Regions from separate parts of the Mus musculus genome. Here region 1 is linked to region 2. The links are chromatin loops, found by intact Hi-C in ENCODE. Cell type or tissue: heart. All regions are shown on one strand. Each heading gives the region's core, and the rest is flanking DNA. Links, peaks and the distances in the headings are about the cores only. Region 1 overlaps Gm41028 (a long non-coding RNA gene). Region 2 overlaps Ankrd31 (ankyrin repeat domain 31).

What was found. Peaks named below come from ENCODE experiments on the same cell type or tissue, not always from the same donor. Only the 100,000 strongest peaks of a DNase experiment are listed, where the experiment ranks them.
Region 1: it touches region 2 in a loop (6-fold over the local background); 34 of 42 quality-filtered maps call a loop at or near these places.

Annotation. Positions count from the first base shown.
Region 1 is chr13:97,047,482-97,057,954 of GRCm38, forward strand. It overlaps Gm41028 (a long non-coding RNA gene), which reads left to right. Exons shown (of 3, transcript XR_873824.1): 2 at 6,589-6,775. Among named protein-coding and RNA genes, the nearest start is that of 1700029F12Rik, 18 kb to the left of the region's middle. In heart, for the core only: a CTCF peak has its summit at 5,385 (motif pointing left); a DNase peak (open chromatin) is centred at 6,550; H3K27ac peaks cover 241 bases.
Region 2 is chr13:96,851,009-96,861,481 of GRCm38, forward strand. It overlaps Ankrd31 (ankyrin repeat domain 31), which reads left to right. Exons shown (of 26, transcript NM_001370928.1): 17 at 648-785; 18 at 1,593-1,735. Among named protein-coding and RNA genes, the nearest start is that of Gcnt4, 68 kb to the right of the region's middle. In heart, for the core only: CTCF peaks have their summits at 2,438 (motif pointing right) and 4,378 (motif pointing right); no DNase peak of the experiment used is centred there.

The sequences.
Region 1 (10,473 bases), core at 777-8,776, 200 kb after region 2:
GTACAATCAAGCTGTTCTTAGGAATGTCTTAACAACAGCCCTGTCTGTTCTGCTTTGTTCTCGGCCCCAGGCCAGGGACTCATAGACAACTCTTTTACATGAATCACAAGATACAAAATCTCATTTTTTTTCACATGCACTGGCTCACTTTTGTCCTCTGCAGATTCTTCACAAATGCCATCCTTTCAGTAACACAGGGCCCCCGTCCTTTTTGTTTTTTTTAGTGACAGCTTTACTGAGGTGTAATTTACATACAATAAAATCTGAACTTTTAAATGATATAATTCAGTGTTTTTAATATACTGACAAGGCTGTATGTACATCATCACTATCAAATTCTAGAATATTTACCAGAGGCCAAAAAGAAACACAGCCGGGCATGGTGGCGCACGCCTTTAATCCTAGCACTCAAGAGGCAGAGTCAGGCGGATTTCTGAGTTTGAGGCCAGCCTTGTGTACAGAGTGAGTTCCAGGACAGCCAGGAGACCCTGTCTCGAAAACAAAACAAAACAAAGAGTGGCTGACAGCCAATTACTGGGGAGAATAGAGGCAGGCAGGGCTTTCGTTACTGGACTGAGAGTCGCAGGGAGGGGTCATGAGGACTAGGGAAGGGAGAACAGGAGAGAGAGGAGAGAGGAGAAAGAAGACAGAGAAAGCTGGAGTTCTCTATTAGATGGGATAGACCAGGGGCACATGGCTGTGAGAAGGGCATCCTGTGGACAGACTGATGGAGCATAAGTAACCCTGGGGAAATGCAAACAGCAAGGAATTTGGGGAGCACATCTGAGAAACAGCCAGTTTAGCATAGAAAAGTAGGTTAGGGTAATCGCCTAGTAATTGTACTGAAGCTGATTAAATAAATCAATAGGACTATGGCTCAATTTGGGAGGAAGCTGTCCAAGTGATAGTAAGAACTAACAGAGTTGCTAAATACCATACAGCAACATGAGCATAGACTAGCGAAAGGCTTAACATGTGTTCCGCCTCTGTGGGCATCTAAGGACTCTTACAGGGTCCTCTGGCATGGAATTTGCGCACACACACACACACACACACACACACACACACACACACGTGCAGATGCCAGAAGAGGCCAGAGGTGTTAAATTCCCCTGGAGCTGAAATTACAGGTGGTTGTAAACCCCATAATTGTGGGTGTTGTAAATTGAACTCAGGTCCTCTGGAAGAGCAGTGCATGCTCTTAACTGCGGAGCCATCTCCCTGGCCCCGAACTAATTAATAATAATCTTTTCAGAGCTCCTACAAATATCCATTTTTCACACCTCTGACATTTTTACCTTGTCTTAGAAACCACGTTGCATTTCTTAAAGGTAGAATATTTTTCCCTCAGATATCAAAAATGAATTATGTTGGTATGTATCATCCCAGTCATAGTGATAGAATATCCTAACCAGGGACTGGAAAGATGGCTCAGCGGCTAAGTGTTGAGGCGGAAGACTCCCAGCACACAAGCTGGATAGTTCACAACCATCTGCGGCTTCACAACCCGTTCCAGGAGATCCAGTGCCCTCTTCCAGCTCCTAAGTGTCCTGCACTCATGTGCACAGGCCACACATAAACACACACATAACTTAAAATAAAAAACAGAAAACCAAAAAAAAAAAACCAAAAAAAAAACCAAAAAAAAAAAAAAAAAAAAAAACCAGAAAAGAACACTCTAACCATTCTATTGTGTAATATACCCAGAATTCCTACAGGCCTTATCTTTGTTCCTTCTCTGGTTCTATCCAAACCTCAAGTCTGCAGAGGAAAGCCATCCTGTCCTTCTTCAGTGCTTGGCCACCAACCCTAGTACCTGTGTGTCTGCTGTTTTGGAGAGCCCACCACTTTCTAGGCTATCTGTCCGTGGAAAGATGGCCCTTGTTAGAGTCAAGCCGTGAATGCTAACATGAAGAAATCATACAATGTGTGCTCTTCCTGTGCATGGCTTCTCTCACTAGGGTCATTTTTAGTTTTAACTAGGTTTTCGCATTTATCTGTAGCTTGATCCTTTATCTTCCTAGGTAAGCATTCTCTTGTATAAATATAACAGACTTTACTGACTTACCAGCTGGTAAATATTTAGGTTGCTTCTACTTTGGAGCTACTATGACCAGCCTGCTAACATGAACACTTAGAAATATATCTTTCAGCCGGGCGTGGTGGCACAAGCCTTTAATCCCAGCACTCGGGAGGCAGAGGCAGGTGGATTTCTGAGTTCGAGGCCAGCCTGGTCTACAGAGGGAGTTCCAGGACAGCCAGGGCTATACAGAGAAACCCTGTCTCGAAAAAAGCAAAAAAAGAAAAGAAAAAAAAAAAAAAAAGAAATACATCTTTGGGGGCTGATGGCTTAGTGGGTAAGAGCACTGACTGCTCTTCTGAAGGTCCTGAGTTCAAATCCCAGCAACCACATGGTGGCTCACAACCATCTGTAATGAGAATTGACACCCTCTTCTGGTATGTATGAAGACAGCAACAGTGTACTTATTTATAATAATAAATAAATCTTTTTTTTTTAAAAGAAATATATCTTTGTATGGGAATGTTTTTACTTTGTTGTACGAATACCCAGAATTGCTAGTTCATATGGTAAACATATTGCTTTAAAAATATTAGTTTTCAGCCGGGCGTGGTGGTGCATGCCTTTAATCCCAGCACTTGGGAGGCAGAGGCAGGCGGATTTCTGAGTTCGAGGCCAGCCTGGTCTACAAAGTGAGTTCCAGGATAGCCAGGGCTACAAAGAAACCCTGTCTCGAAAAACCAAAAAAAAAAAAAAAAAAAAAATTTAGTTTTATCTGTATGGAAAAGCCAACAGATGAGAAGAGCATTATCTTTAAAAAGTTTGTTACAGTATGTAAGAAAGAGGGGTGGGCACGCTACACTACATGGACCTTGAGAAGTACCAGGGTTGGTCAAGAGGAGACTGTGTTAGCATTCGGTCTAAGCTCCACCCCACAGTTACCTGGCAACAGCCAGGTATGCCTGACTCACTAAAAAAGGGGCTGCTTCCCCCCCCCCCCTCTCTTGCTCTTGCCTTCCTGTTCCCGCTCCTCTTCCTCTCTCTCTCTCTCTCTTCATCTCTCTCTCTCTCTCTCTCTCTCTCTCCTCTCTCTCTCTCTCTCCTCTCTCCTCTCTCCTCTCTCTCTCTCTCTCCTCTCTCCTCTCTCTCCCCCACCCCATGCCCTGAATAAACTCTATTCTATACTATACCAAAGTGTGACTGGTCCCTCAGGGGGAAGGGATGCCTTAGCATTGGCCCACTGAGGCACCTCCTTCCCCCAGACCTCACCACACATCCACCAAATATCCCCCTTCTCTTTATCTTTTGTTTGTTGTTGGTTTTCGAGACAGGGTTTCTCTGTATAGCCCTGGCTGTCCTGGAATTCATTCTGTAGACCAGGCGGGCCTCGAACTCAGAAATCCGCCTGCCTCTCTGGGATTAAAGGCGTGCGCCACCATGCCCGACTATGCGGGTATTTTAAAAAACAACTTTCAATGAGGTCCAAATAGTTGCTTTGGCAGAGTGGGGGACATATTTTCATTAAGATCTTTCAGTCATGTTTTGAGCACCGACTATCTGCTAAGTATACATCCCCAGCCCACAAGCTCCCCTCTATCAGGGCCAGCTCTCTCCCAAAGCAATGCAGGCAGGTGTGTGAGACCCCTCTCTTGCTTCCCACAGGACTCTGCTCTGCCCTGCTCTGCCCATCACTGCTTCCTAACTTCCACTGTCAGCCAATCTCTCCCTCTCTGCAGGCGTCTTCCCTTTGCCTGATCACCACGTGCAAGGACTCCCACCTTGGCACACTGACCGGCCAACTTTGGCTCCTTTCCCTGGATTCTGAGCTCATCCCTTGGCGCAGAGCATCACTGGGGTGCTATCCGCTACTAATGAGCCCTCTTTAGGCTTGGTTCCAGGACCTCGCATGTGCACTTGTTGGCTTCCTTTGCATAGCACAGCTTGGGCACACAGTGCCAGCCCTGGTGCAGAATAGATGGTTAGGGGTCAGAAGTACAAATACAGAATTCAGTAACCTGAATACAAAGGAGATAGTCAAAAAGGTGATGCCAAAGGGAGGCAGGACCATTATTGATACAGGGAAGGAAATGGTGATGTATTTGGTGTCACACGCGTGAAGTTTATAGAAATAGCAGTAAAGTACTGTGGGAAGATTAATCACGATGCATAAACATTTCAATATAAGGAGAAAGGATTAGCTGGGCAGTGGTGGCGCACACCTTTAATCCCAACACTTGGGAGGCAGAGGCAGGAGGATTTCAGAGTTTGAGGCCAGCCTGGTCTACAAAGTGAATTCCAGGACAGCCAGGGCTACACAGAGAAACCCTGTCTCGAAAAATAAAAAAATAAAATAAAATAAAATAAAATAAAATGAAGAAGAAAAAAAAGGAGAAAGGCTTTGGAGTTAATATGTGTTAGGCTGGCATTCTGGCTCTTTGTCATTAGTCGAAAGGCTTGAGCAAGTGATCTCAGGTTTCTGAGCCTCAGTTTTGCCATCTGAAAAATGGGGTTATAGGACTTGAGAGATGGCTCAGCAGTTAAGAGCACTTGCTGCTTTTCTAAAAGGCCTGGATTTAGTTCTCAACCCCCACATGGTAGATCACAAACACCTGTCATTCCAGTTCTAGGCAATCCAATGACATCTTTTGACCTCCAGACATGCATGTGGACAAAACAACTATACATGTAAAATAAATGTGTGTGTGTATCTGTATGTATGTATGTATATGTGTGTCTGTCTGACTATGTATGTATGTATATGTGTGTATGTGCATGTATATGTATATATGAATTCTTTGTATGTATATTTGAATTCTAGTTTCTTGTTCGTGACTCAGGCTGCTCTGCTCTGGGGTCTGCTGCCATGCAGAAATTCCTCTGTGGAACTAAGCCTGAGTCCTTTCCATTCATGTGGGGTTTTTTTTGTTTGTTTGTTTGTTTTTTTTTTGTTTTTTGGAGACATGGTTTCTCTGTGTAGCCCTGGCTGTCCTGGAACTCACTCTGTCGACCAGGCTGGCCTCGAACTCAGAAATCCACCTGCCTCTGCCTCCCAAGTGCTGGGATTAAAGGTGTGCGCCACTGCTCCCAGCCATTCATGTGGTTTTGAGTTGCTTTGCTTCTCTCTGTCCTCCCGAATCATTTTCCACGGGCTCTTTCCTCAGAGACTGCTTCCAGGAGTCCCCGGCAAGGCGTTGGTTCTGCTTATTAATTTTTGTTCCGAGCACACGTAATCCTGTAGTTGGGGTGGGTGCAGGTGATAGCAGAGGTGTTCTCAGGCTTGAGCAAAGCTGGGTTGAGTGGGCCAGCATCAAATCTCCATGATGGAATTCTTCCGAACGCTCATCGCCCTCTTGTGGCAATTGATCATATTGCAGATGGTTGGGGAATCCATCACTCTGAATCCTAAAAGAATTTCTTTTGTGGCCAGCACTATCCTCACGGAGTGAGCAACAGCGTCTAGTGTGCTAAGCCCCTTCTAGCTTACCAAAGGTTGTTACCGTCGCATAACTGACACATCCTGTCAGGCACAGATGTTGAGAGAGATACCTAAGATTTCTGATATGGACTATGGGATGGAATGGGGTTGAGAAAAGCAAACAGAGGAGAGAGTTGTTGAGTTTTATTTTTTAGATCAAGAATGAAATGTAGTCTTCGGGGGCTGGAGAGATGGCTCAGCGGTTAAGAGCACTGACTGCTCTTCCAAAGGTCCTGCGTTCAAATCCCAGAAACTACATGGTGGCTCACAACCATCTGTAATAAGATCCGATGCCTTCTTCTGGTGTGTCTGAAAACAGCTACAATGTACTTACATATAATAAATAATTAAATAAATAAATAAATCTTAAAAAAATAATGTAGGCTTCGACAGTTTAGATTTGAGATGTTTGTGGAAAAGCAAACTGAAATGTTTGAAAGACCGTTGGTAGTTGGCTCTGAATCTCCCAAGGAGTGACCAGAGCTGGAAATAACATTTGAATATAGTTGAAACCAAAGAATAAAGACAGACAATCAGGACCACGGGGAAGAGGAATGATACATGCTAATGAAAAATGTTAACAGACGAAACGTAAACAGAGCTGGCTTCCTGGTCAGGGGAAAAAGATTGTGTGCATTCCAAGTTGATTCTAACGCAGGAAGAAGTATGTTTATTCCTTCAAGAAAGAAGCGCTTGCAGTGTCCACACTTCATTTCTTACACAGTAACTTCAGAGTAAAGATTTCATGGCACAAAGTTTTGGGGAAGTGTAGAGTCTTCCTGGAGCATCGTCTGTCTGGAGTAGATTTCAGATATAAACTGGACGGCGGAAAAGGCTACTTTCATTCTCAAGAAATGTTTGCAGAGTGAACACTTCTTTGCAAACCCCAAGAATGTGGTAAAGCAGAAACCAGGTCTAAGCACTCCTGGCCAGACAGAAACCTGCCTGACCCCATGGGAAGGGAGTCCCAGCCATCTGGGCCAGGCTGGGCTTTCCCACCGGAAGCAGCTTTGGAATTCTCCCAGCATGCGCTTGGGCTGGCCAACCTGTCCAGTGAAGCGCCATGGCTTCTTGCCCATCTTGATCTCCACAGGTTTGGACAGGGCCGCCCTGTGCTTGGCTGAGGACTTGCTTCGTGGGGACGGCTGTTCCTTTTGTTCTCCTGGCAGCATTACAGTGTCCTCAACAGAGCAGAAGGGACTGACCACAGAGGAGCCTGGAGGTTAATTTTTCATCAGTAAGACTGACACCGTGGCCTCGCAAGAGACGACAATGCTTAGGTAATGTGGTCTGAATGCTTGTGTTTCATAGAACAGTGAATCAATTCAGTTCATCAAACAGACAGGGCATCCTGTGAAAACGTCCATTCATTTATTGGGGCCTACTTAATTTTATGAGAGAGAAAGAGGTGTAATTCTGCCAAGTATGTGAAATTCAGCATTTGAAAAAAAACAGGTGGCCATGGGAGGCAGGGTAGATAATGAAAAAGTAAAATGCTATTTAACTTCACAGTGCTCCCTACCTGCTAAGCATTGAGGGTGTTTTGGTTAGTTGGTTGGTTGGTTTTGGGTTTGGTGAGGTTAGTTAGCTCTCCCCTGCTCCAACCCCTTCTATGTGCATGCATATGTGTTGTGGTTATGATGCTGGGGCTCAAATTTGAGCCCTGCTCTTGTTGGCAAGCATACCACAACTGAGCTGTGCCCCCATCCCTCCACACTAATTTAAATATATTAAAATATATCACAAGTCAATACATATATTAATGTTTGATTATCTTAATTTTATAGAGAAAAAAAAAAAAACACCAAGAAGCAGAAAGCAGAAGGGGGCTGGGCATGGTGGCGCACGCTTTTGATCCCAGCACTCAGGAGGCAGAGGCAGGCGGATTTCTGAGTTCCAGGCCAGCCTGGTCTACAGAGTGAGTTCCAGGACTGCCAGGGCTATACAGAGAAACCCTGTCTCAAAAGAACAAACAAACCAAAAAACCAAAAAACCAAAACAAAACAAAAAACAAATAAAACAAAACAAAACAAAACAAAACAAAAAAACAAAGAAAGAAAGAAAGAAAGAAAGAAAGGAAGGAAGGAAGGAAGGAAGGAAGGAAGGAAGAAAGAAAGAAAGAAAGAAAGAAAGAAAGAAAGAAAGAAAGCAAGCAAGCAGAAGGGATTATAAAAGAAAGAAGCCAGGGAGTGATGGTGCATGCCTTTAATCCCAGAACTCAGGAGGCAGAGGCTGGAGGATACCTTGAGTTCAAGGTCAGTTTAGCCTACAGAGTAAGTGTGTGTGTGGGTGTGTGTGTGTGTGTGTGTGTGTGTGTGTGTGTGTATGTATGTGTATCTTGGATACTGGAAGAATCCAACTGAGACATTGGCGGGGCTGTGGAAATGGGTTTGGTGGTACCTCTGGGTGGGCAGAGGCAGGGGGACCTTTGGGATTAATTGACCAATCAGCTTGCTTGGCAAGTTCCAGTTCAATGAGAGACACTGCTTGGAGAAAAAAGTGGTGGGGGCTGATGTTGGGGAAGGTCTCAGTGGCTAAGAACACTGACTTTGAGAGGACCTGGGCTCAATTCCCAGCAACCACAGAGTGTCATGAATGTCTGTACTGTCAGTTCCAGGGGCTCTGATTTCTTCTGTCTTTCAAGGGTACCAAGTACACACTGGTCCACAGACAGACAGACAGACAGACTCACACACACAAACAGACAGACAGACTCACACACACAGAGACAGACAGACAGACAGCAGGGGGTTATGATTTAAGAATAAGTTAATGCACTCACTTTGGAGAACAGGTTGAAAGTAGCTAATAGTCAGCCATTGCCATAAGAATGTGACATTAATAATCCCAGCACTTGGGAGGCAGAGGCAGGCAGATTTCTGAGTTCGAGGCCAGCCTGGTCTACAAAGTGAGTTCCAGGACAGCCAGGGCTACACAGAGAAACCCTGTCTTGAAAAAAAGAAGAAGAAGGAGAAGGAGGAGGAGGAGGAGGAGGAGGAGGAGGAGGAGGAGGAGGAGGAGAAGAAGGAGGAGGAGGAGGAGGAGGAGGAGGAGAAGAAGAAGAAGAAGAAGAAGAAGAAGAAGAAGAAGAAGAAGAAGAAGAAGAAGAAGAAGAAGAAGAAGAAGAAGACATTAAAAACATCCCAAGTATTCTGAGAGCTTAGTCTTGTGGTGAAGGCCTCTAATGTCCAAGCTAAGGAGGCTGAGGAAGGTGGATCACAAGTTTGAAGCCGTCTGCCTGGAACTAGAGAGCAAGACCCCTGTCTCCAAAATAACAAAGGCAAACAAAATCCCAGCAACAAAACACTCCGTGATGTATTAAACATCCTTTTGATGCAACTCGAGAGGAAAAGAGATTAATGAACTGAGGAAACGTTGATAAGTCTAATATCGTGAGTGCTCACTAATGCCATTTAAAGAGTGCCAAGAGGGGCTGAGAAGACAGTTCGAGGCTAAGACCATTTGCCTCACAGACATGAGGCTCTGGCTTTTATTCCAGCACAGTGACCGTCAGTGAAAGGGAGAAATGCAGCATGATGCTTTTTCTACAAAGAGCTGGAGATGTAGCTCAGTTGGCAGAGTTCACTCCCAGCACGAGTGAAGCTTTGGACTTGAGTCCCCGTCCCCGTCCTCCACCCACCCCCCCTCCGCATACACTGGGCAGAGTAGTCTATGCCTACAGTCCCAACATGGGACAGAGAGACAGAAGACTCCGAACTTCAGACACCTCTATAGCCACATAGTGAGTGCCAGGCCAGTATGAGATAGCCAAGACCTTGGAGAGGAAAGGAGATAGAAGGAAGAAGGGGATGGGAAGGGAGGACACAGAAATTAAATATGTGTTTCTCATGGTCTTGGGTGCTGGAAGTCTGTGGTCAGGCTGCCAGTGTGGGATTTCCCAGGCCTTCTTCCAGGTCTATATCATCTACCTCAGACACCCTCACATGGCAGAGAGCAGAGAAGGAAAGCAATTCCTCATGAGACGCTTATGTGAGCACCAATCCCATTAATGAGAGGTGCACCCCACGACCTCGTTTGGTTCTCTTGATTTTTTACCTCCTAATACCATCTAAGAGGGTTGTTGCCTGAGGTGTCTTCACATGTTTCAGGAACACGTTGACATTCAGTAGCCATCGTAGCTATCCAGGTCCCCACAGAGGAAAGTTTCAAGGACCTCTTCATATCAGCGACCTCATACATTTCTTTATCACTGCTTGACTTATGTTAGGATCGATGGGAAAAATCAGCAGTTATGGTGTCTCCACTCTTCCACAGACTAATAAGCGAGGTTCCGTTTTCCCACCAAGGGTATAGTTCTGATAGCTGGGTCTCAGGCATGGGTCTATAAACCTAGCTACTCAGGAATCTAAGGAGGGGAATCTAAATTGAAGGCCTGCCTAGACTACAGAGTGAGTTCAAGGCCAGCTTTGGCAACTTAATGAGACTCTGCCTCAAAATAAGAAAAATCAGAAAGAGGAATGGAGATATATTGCCGTGGTTGAACACTTGTTTAGCATGGTCCCAGGATGGTACCACCCACAATGGGCCCTCCCCCTTGATCACTAATTGATAAAATGCCTCACAGCTGGATCTCGTGGAGGCATTTCCTCAAGGGAGGCTCCTTTCTCTGTGATAACTTCAGCCCGTGTTGTGCTGACACACAAAGCCAGCCAGTACAGTGGCACTGGGAATAACTGTGCTATCACAGAAAAGCAACACCTACAGAAGCAAGTTGAGGTGATCATGAAACGGAAGCCAGGACTCCTCCTTTGCTTCAACTTCAAAAACAAAAGCAGGCAAGCAAGCAAAACTAAATGACTGGAGGGGGGAAAAATATCAAGCATCAAATGTTGGAAAGGAGCAAAGGTGGGGAAGGAGCAGGGACAAGCAGGGGGGAACGGACAAGCGGTGGTGGGGGTGGAGGTGGGGCATAGACAAGCAGTGGGGGGCAGGGACAGAGATGAACTTTCAAGGCACA
Region 2 (10,473 bases), core at 1,288-9,287:
ATTTTAAGAAAAAGAATGTACTCCATTGTCACAGGACTACTGATCGAGATGAGTGTGGAACTGAAACAAGTTTGTTTTAACCAAGTGTTTGAATATTTGCTTGAATCAATGCAAACCACTGTTATTTCTTCTCAATCTAAGATTTGAACCAAAAGCAGCAATTTTTTCAGTCCAAGAAATCATAATACAGTTTTTTTAAAATTATTTTATAGCTCACTTAGCATGAATTAATTCTGAAAATTAACTGATATGTTCCCAGTTTAGAAACACCTTGAAGGAGACATCTAGTAAAAGCAAATATGATATCCAGTAGGTAGTATCAATTTTATCATTAAAACTTCCCAGTGTTTCCAGGAGTTTTATCTATTATATACCTTCTATATACTTAAATATAATCAGTTTGCAAGATTCTTAGCCAGTTATCTCAAACTCCTGTTCCTGTGACTCCCTACATAGTGATGGTCTCTTACCTGGAACTGTGACAAAAAATAAACACTCCATCTTTATTTTAAAAGAAAATAGTTACATGTTTAGTGTAGTACATCCTGTTTATAGTATTATCAGGAAATAAATCTATATTTTCTAAGGTCCTTTATAAACAATGAGCATTTTGCAGAAAATAAGGCTCAGATTTGCTATAATTACAGGCGTGAACACAACTGGAATCGGTAAGAGGAACAAGAAAGGAGAAAGTCAGCTCCATGTGGCTGCCAGAGGAGGAAATCTTTCCCGAGTGAAAGTGCTAATAGAAGCTAGAGCAGATGTGAATCTCAGAGATAATGCAGGTTTGAGGCCTTTTGACTGTTTGTCTTTTCATTTGAACTCACTGAAATACTGTTTTGTTTTGTTTTTTCCTTTGCCCCTAATTTTGATACTGGGTGATACTTAGCTAAGTTTGAACTGTATTTTTATACTACATTTTAGTTTGGTAAATTAGTGACTAATAAGATTTATCATCATTTCAATGACTGTCTCCTTTGAAACAGTTTTTATAATTAGGACATTCGGAAGGATGCACAGAGTGAGAAGGGCAGGGAGTTAGGTTTCTCCTGGGAAGCTCTAATCCCATTCCCTGATTCAGGAGGAAATGCAAAATGTCCCAACTCCTGTCTACTCTCTGCTCCCTTTATTTGACTCCCTCTTTTCCTCTTTTGTTCTTTCTTGTTCAAAACCTGTTCTAAAAATCATGTTTGTGACATTATGCTTATACAGAAAACAGTCTTGTGTAAATTAAAGAGGGAAATGCAAAGATTTAACTGAGTCGGGTGCCACTTTAAATAGAAACGTAGTAGCACTGCAAATCTGAGATAAGAAAGCTGGGTATTATCAAAACTAAGCTGAAATGATTAGCAGTTTTCCTGTTCCTGTTTTGCCACTTTTATCACCCTATTTAGGAAGAGATTACCCTTTTTCCAAAAATGAGGCTTTTATGTTTTAAAACAATACTTCTAAAATTATTTCCTATTCAATACTTAGTACATTTTCATGTATTTTAATAGTTATTGAGTTCACTAGCACAAGACCCCTCAAAACACAGATCCTGCATGCGTCTTAATGGTTATGGAGCAGCTTTGTTACTTTTTCTTTTCCAGGTTGGACTCCCCTTCACAAGGCAGCTAGTGGGGGATTTGATGATGTAATTATAGAGTTATTACAAGCCGGTGCAAATGTAAACTGTGAGAATATAGATGGGATTGTGCCTTTACATGGTGCTTCTGCGGGGAATCATTTAAAGGTAATGGTGCTTGTCTGTTTTCTTAGGAAAATGAGTGGAAATGAAAATATTTCAAGTGAGAGCTAACGTGATTGCTTATACTAACTAGTACATGTTTTTAAAGCCTGCTAAAATTATGAATGAAGATACAATGTTGTGTGGGCATTCAGTACACATATTAATGACTTATCTTTCCATTGTCTGTCACATGTCATGTAAGTCAGAAGAAAACAGTCTAGGAATCTAATTTTAATTTTAATTGTCTAAGATGATTCCACAAAGGGTCTGATATTAGTGATGACACATGTGACAGATATTTTGGTTCTTAAGACAGGATCTTAATGTGCAGCCAGTGCTGGCCTCAAATTTAGCTTCTGCTTCAACCGCCTGTGTTCCGGAAGACAGCATGATTCCGACACCCGTCTGAGGCATTCTTTTCTAACCTACAACTTCTCAGTAGTCCTGAGGGGAGGCTCGAAGTGATTGCTGCTTGATGTGTGCGGTGTTGTTTACTTTACTTTTTTCTACCAAGCAATTCAGTAAACATGCACAGGAAACTAAAAGGCCATTGTTTCAATGACACACTATTTCAAATATTGACCTTAAAACTCAAGAGTTTTGTTTCTAGGTTTTAAAAAGAGAATTGTTGTTGTTGTTGTTGTTTGTGTATGAGTGTTTTACCTGCATTTAATGTGTGTGTACCACATCCATGCAGTACCCTCAGAGACCAGAAGAGGACATCAGATTCCCTGGAACAGAAGTAACAGGGTTGTTACTTGCTGTGGTTGTTTGGAATCCTCCCTGGATCTTAACCACTGAGCCATCTCTCCTGCCCCAGAACTCACTGGTTTTAAACTCATCATCAGTACCCTTCGTCCTTCTTTTTCTTCTCCTCTTATCTTTTTGACAGATCTAGGGAGGAGAAGTCTTACTATTACCAAAAATAACACAGGGCTGAGGACACAACTCAGTCAGAAGACAAACTTGAGGACCTGAGTTCCATCCCTAGAACCCACATGAGGAAAACCCAATGTTGAGGGAATGGAAGTAGGCAGTTCTCTGGGGTCCACTGACCAGACTCCCTTGCCTAACCAGGATGCACCAGACTCCAGTGTCCCTGTCTCAGAGACCAGAGACCCTGTCTCACAAAACAAGGTTCAAGACTTATAATGAATGACTTTGGAGGGTGACCTCTGGCCTTCAACCATGTGTACATGTGCACACACACACACATGGACATGAACACGAAATGTTTTGAAACTCTCTTGAGTAGTTATTTATATGTATATAGCCTTAAGAACACAGTAATAATAACTTTGTAAATTTTCCCATGCTATTTCAGCCTAAAAATAGTCATATGTTACTGAATTTTATATTTACAGAGATAGGAGATATGAGCTAATATTAAGACCAAGATAGGTAGGCTTCTTTTGAGGAACTCTTTGGACTTTCATGTATTTAAAATAATAATGAATGAACAAATTCTTAAGAATCTGTTGTTTTTACAAGATCTGGCTAGTAAGCCAAATTGGTGAGTTATAATTAAGTGAGAAAAACTTTTTATTATCTGATTGATTAACTGAATGGGGGGTTATTGTTATAAGTATAAATACTACATGATGACATTCTCTGCCACATAAATAAATTTTAATAGTGGAGAAATCAATTTTAGACTATTATCCTAAAAATAAAAAGAGTACATTTTAACAATTCTATCATTGGTATTTGTATTGGACAGCTGGAGATGTTTTTGTTTTGGGGTTTTTTTTTTTGTTTTTTTTTCTTAATTTATTACATGTAAGTACACTGTAGCTGTCTTCAGACACTTCAGAAGAGGGAGTCAGATCTCATTACAGGTGGTTGTGAGCCACCATGTGACTTCTGGGATTTGAACTTCGAACCTCTGGAAGAGCAGTCGGGTGCTCTTACCCACTGAGCCATCTCACCAGCCTTGTTTTTTGGGTTTTTTTTTTTTTTTTGAGACATGGTTTCTCTGTATAGCCCTGGCTTTCCTGGAACTCACTTTGTAGACCAGGCTGTCCTGGAACTCAGAAATCTGCCTGCCTCTGCCTCTGCCTCCCAAGTGCTGGGATTAAAGACGTGTGCCACCACTGCCTGGCTTGGAGATGTTATTTTTTAAAAAACGTATAGAACTTAGTATATAGTGATAATCTTGTCTAAAATTGATCTCATCACTGCATTAATGTTACAGCTATGAACTATAAAGAAAAAAGACAGGTGGAATATGGAGGTATCTATGTAAGTGTTGTCTTGTGTTCTATTCTTCACAAAACATTATTCTCTTCCTAAACAAAACTACGAATATGCATCCCGTGTTTCTGCTTAGTGAAGCTATTTAGAGTGACTCAGTGCCCACTATTTTTATTATTGTTGTGTGTAGGTCTGTGTGTAAGTGAATTTTCATACCTGTGGAACCCAGAGGTCAATAGCAAGTTTCCTGCTTAATCATTATCCGTTTTAGTTTTGAGACTGGCTCTCTCAGTGGATATATAGTTTACTTACTGAGCTAAAGCGGCTGGTGAGAATACCACAGGCATCCTTATTACCCCCTCCGTCTTTGAGATTTTATTTATTTTATGTGTATTAGTGTTTTGCCTGCATTTGTGTCTATGCATCCTATACATGCAGTGCCCAAGAAGGCCAGAAGAGGGCATCAAATCCTTTAGAACTGGAGTTACAGATGGTAGTATGTTTTACTTTAATCTTTTTGGATGTGGATCTTTTAATGGCTGAGCCATTTCTGCACCCTATCCTAATTTTTAAATTAGTAAATATGGAGCACAGACATTTTGAATAAATAAGGGTTAAGAGAATTTGTTTCCTAATTTGTTGCATTCAAAATATTAACGTATAAAGCCGAATACTGGCTCAGTGTTTAAGAGCACAGACTATACCTTCCAGACTATACCCACATGGCAGCTCACAACCATCTGTAATTCCGGATTCAGATGATCAGATGCTCTGAGGGCACTGCATGCTCATGGTGCATAGAAAGCAAAATGCGAATACACATAAAAAATAATATGCAGCAAAATACCCATATACGTACAATAAAATAATAATTTCCTGATGTCTTTGCAAAACACATGAAACTCAAGAAGGAGGAAGACCAAAGTGTGGATACTCTGTTCCTTCTTAGAATGGGGAACAAAATACCCATGGAAGGAGTTACAGAGACAAAATTCGGCGCTAAGACGGTAGGAAGAACCATCCAGAGACTGCCCTACCCGGGGATCCATCCCATAAACAACCACCAAACCCAGATACCATTGCATATGCCAGAAAGATTTTGCTGACAGGACCCTGATATAGCTGTCTCTTGCGAGGCTATGCGAGTGCCTGGCAAATACAGAAGTGGATGCTCACAGTCATCTATTGGATGGAACACAGGGCCCCCAATGGAGAAGCTAGAGAAAGCACCCAAGGACCTGAAGGGGTCTGCAACCCTATAGGAGGAATAACAATATGAACTTACCAGTACCCCACCCCCTACCCCCCCAGAACTGTAACTCTAGTTGCATATGTAGCAGAAGATGGCCTAGTCAGCCATCAATGGAAGGAGAGGCCCTTGGTCTTGAGAAGATCATATGCCCCAGTACAGGGGAATGCCAGAGCCAGGAAGCAGGAGTGGGTGGGTTGGGGAGCAGAGCAGTGGGAGGGTATAGGAAACTTTCAGGATAGCATTTGAGATATAATGAAGAAAAGGTCTAAAAAAAATAATAATTTCCTAATGTCAAAGTTCTTTAGTAAGAAGAAAGACTGTGCTACAAGGAAGAGTAGATTATAAAAGATGAGATTCTATATGTGATAATTAGGTAAACTTAAAGAATTTCACTTTGTACATATCTTCAAAAGAAAAGGTTAAATGCTTGGAAGAAAATAATATTGTACTGTGGCACTCATGTATTTGAGTAAAGTAAAAGATAAGAGTGGCCAAAAGAAATGGGTTGTGAGAAATTGAAATAATCAATTGTAAATTTCATACAATAAAGTTATTTACTATTAGAAGAGTATGTGACAAATTAAAAATGTCTCATTGACTAAGTACCAAGGCATGGTGACTTCTGATCCCTACATCCACCTGTTATGAAAGAAGCGAAAAGGGGGCAAGAGAATGTGTACAGAGGCAGAGGAGAGTAGACTGTGCTGCCCCAGAGTGCTCTGGTGTTTAGTTATGTGCGGGTTTGTTTCCCTTCAGCTAAGAGGGAACACGGGAAGCTAATGGGAAAGAAATAAAAATAATTATATTTTCTCTTATACCGATTCTAGATTTAATTATATATACGTGGGACCATTAGGACAAGAAGGAAACCAGCCAGAGGGAGGAGGAGGAATGAGCAAGGGAAGTGGTGTGTGTGTGTGTGTGTGTGTGTGTGTGTGTGTGTGTGTGTGTTTGTGTGTGTGTGTGTATAAGAGCAAGGCTCAATAATATACATGCATGAAAATTTCATAATAAAACCTATTATTTTGTATTCTGAGAAATTTATTTAAAATTTGTAAAGCAATAAAATTCTAAGCCCAATGAACAATAATTTGTCTGAAACTATAATAGATAATACCTAAAAATGATTTTAATAGAGAAATATGTCTTATAAAAAGTAATGCTGTGATTTAAATACAATTAAGTTACAATTAAACTTAAGCTAATAAAAATATATTTGGAAAAATTATTAAAATATAATGTTGACTCTAGAAATGTATACAACTATAACATGACCAAACAGAATTTATATCAGGAATCTGAGATTAGTCTTTTGAAAGTCAGTATAATCTATCAAATTAACAGACTGAAAACAGAAAATGCCTGGTTATTTGGAAAAATGAACTGTGTCCATGGATTAAATACTTACTGTTGCTTATGTGTTTGTTCTTAACTAAGTTAGCAAATGGATTCAGTGAGATGCAGAATCTCAAGAGATTTTCATAAAACTAATAGGCTTGTTTTGACATTTATACGGAACTGAGAAGAATGTGAAATAGCTGAGACAGGTTGAAAGTGCAGTCTTAGTTCATGCCGTCTATAGAGTTGTGGATCCTTACTCTGTACCTGTAATAGTAAAGACAAGCACATCAGGCCAGAGTATCTCAGCAATAGCACCACTGACATTTGGAGATGACTCCACAGCCTCTGCTTGTGAGAACCAGACTGTCTCCAGACATTGATGAATATGTCGTGCTGCATACATACTGTGGGGCACAAAAAAAAACCCACCCCAATTAAGGACCACTGAGTTCTATACACAAATCAATTGGACAGAAAGCAGCATGTAGAAATAGACCCACAAATGTGATCAGCTGATTTCCGACATGATACAGAGATGATTTGGATAGAATGGAAATTTTTAGATTTTTATTTGCAAATTTTATAATCCCTTATCTTTTACTATATATAAAAAAATAACTTAAAATGGGTCATGGACCTGAAAGAGTTAATTAAGGCAACTTCCTTAAGAAAACAGAAGAAAATTTCATGATTTTTCAGATAGGCAAATACTTCTTAAATAGAGTCTAATAGGCATCATTTACCAACTCTGGTAAGTTAAACTATGAAAATAGAAAAAATAAAAAACCCTTCAAAGCCGTGAGTAAAGTCAAAGAGGATGACTAAGGCTATGGGCAGCTCTATTTCCTACGTCATGTTTGTGATAAATAGTCCTGTCTGTTGGCTCAGTGACTTTTAAATGTCTCCTTTGTCTCTTTATATAAGCAGAAAGATAAAATCTATTGTCACATAGTGTGCATCCATTTTACTCAAATACTGACCATAGTTTTGCTATCAGATGTTTCCATAGTTTTGGATCTCTGGCTCTTGGCCTGATTCACTCATAATGTATTCTAATGGTTAGCTCTTCTTAATTTTGTTAAATTACAAACTTTTAATGTGCAACTTCTTTTAAACTTACTTTATTTTTTTTTATTTTATCTATGTGTGTGTGCCTGAGTGTATTTGTGTACCACATGTGTGCAGGAACCTGTTGAGATCAGAAGACATGTTGGATCTCTTAGAACTAGAGCTACAACCAGTTGTGATTAACCACCGTGTTAACATACAACTTTTTGTTTTAGTTTAGTTTAATTTTTATTACATCCATTTGTGTTGGGGGGGCTATATGTATGGGCACTTGTAGGGTAATCATGGCATGCACAGAAGTTCAAGGGTAACCTGTAGTAGTAGATTTTCTTCTATTATGTGGATCCCAGGTATCAAACTCAGGTTATCAGGCTTGGCAGCAAGCACCTTTATCCACTGAGCCAATTCTCTAGCCCTCCTAACACTCAATGTTGAGTAGCTGAGGGTAATCTTATTTATGTTAGAAATGCTTGGTCATTTGTTTTCCTTCTGTAAAATGCCAGAGTTAGAATAGATCATTTGTAAGTGCTACCTCCATCTTTGATATCTTATGATCATAACTACTAGAATATGTATTTCTATAGAGAAAATTTTAGGTTGGCTATTAGGTTGGTAGGTTAATTTCCCTGAGATGCTCATGCAAATAGAGCTTCATTAACTACAGTGGATTGGTAACTTGCAGTATAAATGTACTAAAATGTAGTCCAGAGGCAAGGCTTACCATCTTCTTTACTCTGTCCCCCTGCTGGTTGGGCTGTACAGTAGGGCTGTATCAGTGATTCCACATTTTCATACAAATGACTCAATCTGCACTGTGTACACCTGTGCTGTCCAGTACAAAAGCTAGGAACCACATTTTGCTATTTGAATTTGAATTAATTTAATAAAGAATTATGTTGGTCTTGCCCAACACCCGCAAGGGCCCACACGGGACTCCCCACGGGACCCTAAGACCTCTGGTGAGTGGACCACAGTGCCTGCCCCAATCCAATCGCGCGGAACTTGAGACTGCGGTACATAGGGAAGCAGGCTACCCGGGCCTGATCTGGGGCACAAGTCCCTTCCGCTCGACTCGAGACTCGAGCCCCGGGCTACCTTGCCAGCAGAGTCTTGCCCAACACCCGCAAGGGTCCACACGGGACTCCCCACGGGACCCTAAGACCTCTGGTGAGTGGATCACAGTGCCTGCCCCAATCCAATCGCGCGGAACTTGAGACTGCGGTACATAGGGAAGCAGGCTACCCGGGCCTGATCTGGGGCACAAGTCCCTTCCGCTCGACTCGAGACTCGAGCCCCGGGCTACCTTGACAGCAGAGTCTTGCCCAACACCCGCAAGGGCCCACACGGGACTCCCCACGGGACCCTAAGACCTCTGGTGAGTGGAACACAGCGCCTACCCCAATCCAATCGCGTGGAACTTGAGACTGCGGTACATAGGGAAGCAGGCTACCCGGGCTTGATCTGGGGCACAAACCCCTTCCACTCCACTCGAGCCCCGGCTACCTTGCCAGCTGAGTCGCCTGACACCCGCAAGGGCCCACACAGGATTCCACACGTGATCCTAAGACCTCTAGTGAGTGGAACACAACTTCTGCCAGGAGTCTGGTTCGAACACCAGATATCTGGGTACCTGCCTTGCAAGAAGAGAGCTTGCCTGCAGAGAATACTCTGCCCACTGAAACTAAGGAGAGTGCTACCCTCCAGGTCTGCTCATAGAGGCTAACAGAGTCACCTGAAGAACAAGCTCTTAACAGTGACAACTAAAACAGCTAGCTTCAGAGATTACCAGATGGCGAAAGGCAAACGTAAGAATCCTACTAACAGAAATCAAGACCACTCACCATCATCAGAACGCAGCACTCCCACCCCACCTAGTCCTGGGCACCCCAACACAACCGAAAATCTAGACCCAGATTTAAAAACATTTCTCATGATGATGATAGAGGACATCAAGAAGGACTTTCATAAGTCACTTAAAGATTTACAGGAGAGCACTGCTAAAGAGTTACAGGCTCTTAAAGAAAAGCAGGAAAACACAGCCAAACAGGTGATGGAAATGAACAAAACCATACTAGAACTAAAAGGGGAAGTAGACACAATAAAGAAAACCCAAAGCGAGGCAACGCTGGAGATAGAAACCCTAGGAAAGAGATCTGGAACCATAGATGCGAGCATCAGCAACAGAATACAAGAAATGGAAGAGAGAATCTCAGGTGCAGAAGGTTCCATAGAGAACATCGACACAACAGTCAAAGAAAATACAAAATGCAAAAGGATCCTAACTCAAAACATCCAGGTAATCCAGGACACAATGAGAAGACCAAACCTACGGATAATAGGAATTGATGAGAATGAAGATTTTCAACTTAAAGGGCCAGCTAATATCTTCAACAAAATAATAGAAGAAAACTTCCCAAACATAAAAAAAGAGATGCCCATGATCATACAAGAAGCATACAGAACTCCAAATAGACTGGACCAGAAAAGAAATTCCTCCCGACACATAATAATCAGAACAACAAATGCACTAAATAAAGATAGAATATTAAAAGCAGTAAGGGAGAAAGGTCAAGTAACATATAAAGGAAGGCCTATCAGAATTACACCAGACTTTTCACCAGAGACTATGAAAGCCAGAAGAGCCTGGACAGATGTTATACAGACACTAAGAGAACACAAATGCCAGCCCAGGCTACTATACCCGGCCAAACTCTCAATTACCATAGATGGAGAAACCAAAGTATTCCACGACAAAACCAAGTTCACACAATATCTTTCCACGAATCCAGCCCTTCAAAGGATAATAACAGAAAAGAAGCAATACAAGGACGGAAATCACGCCCTAGAACAACCAAGAAAGTAATCATTCAACAAACCAAAAAGAAGA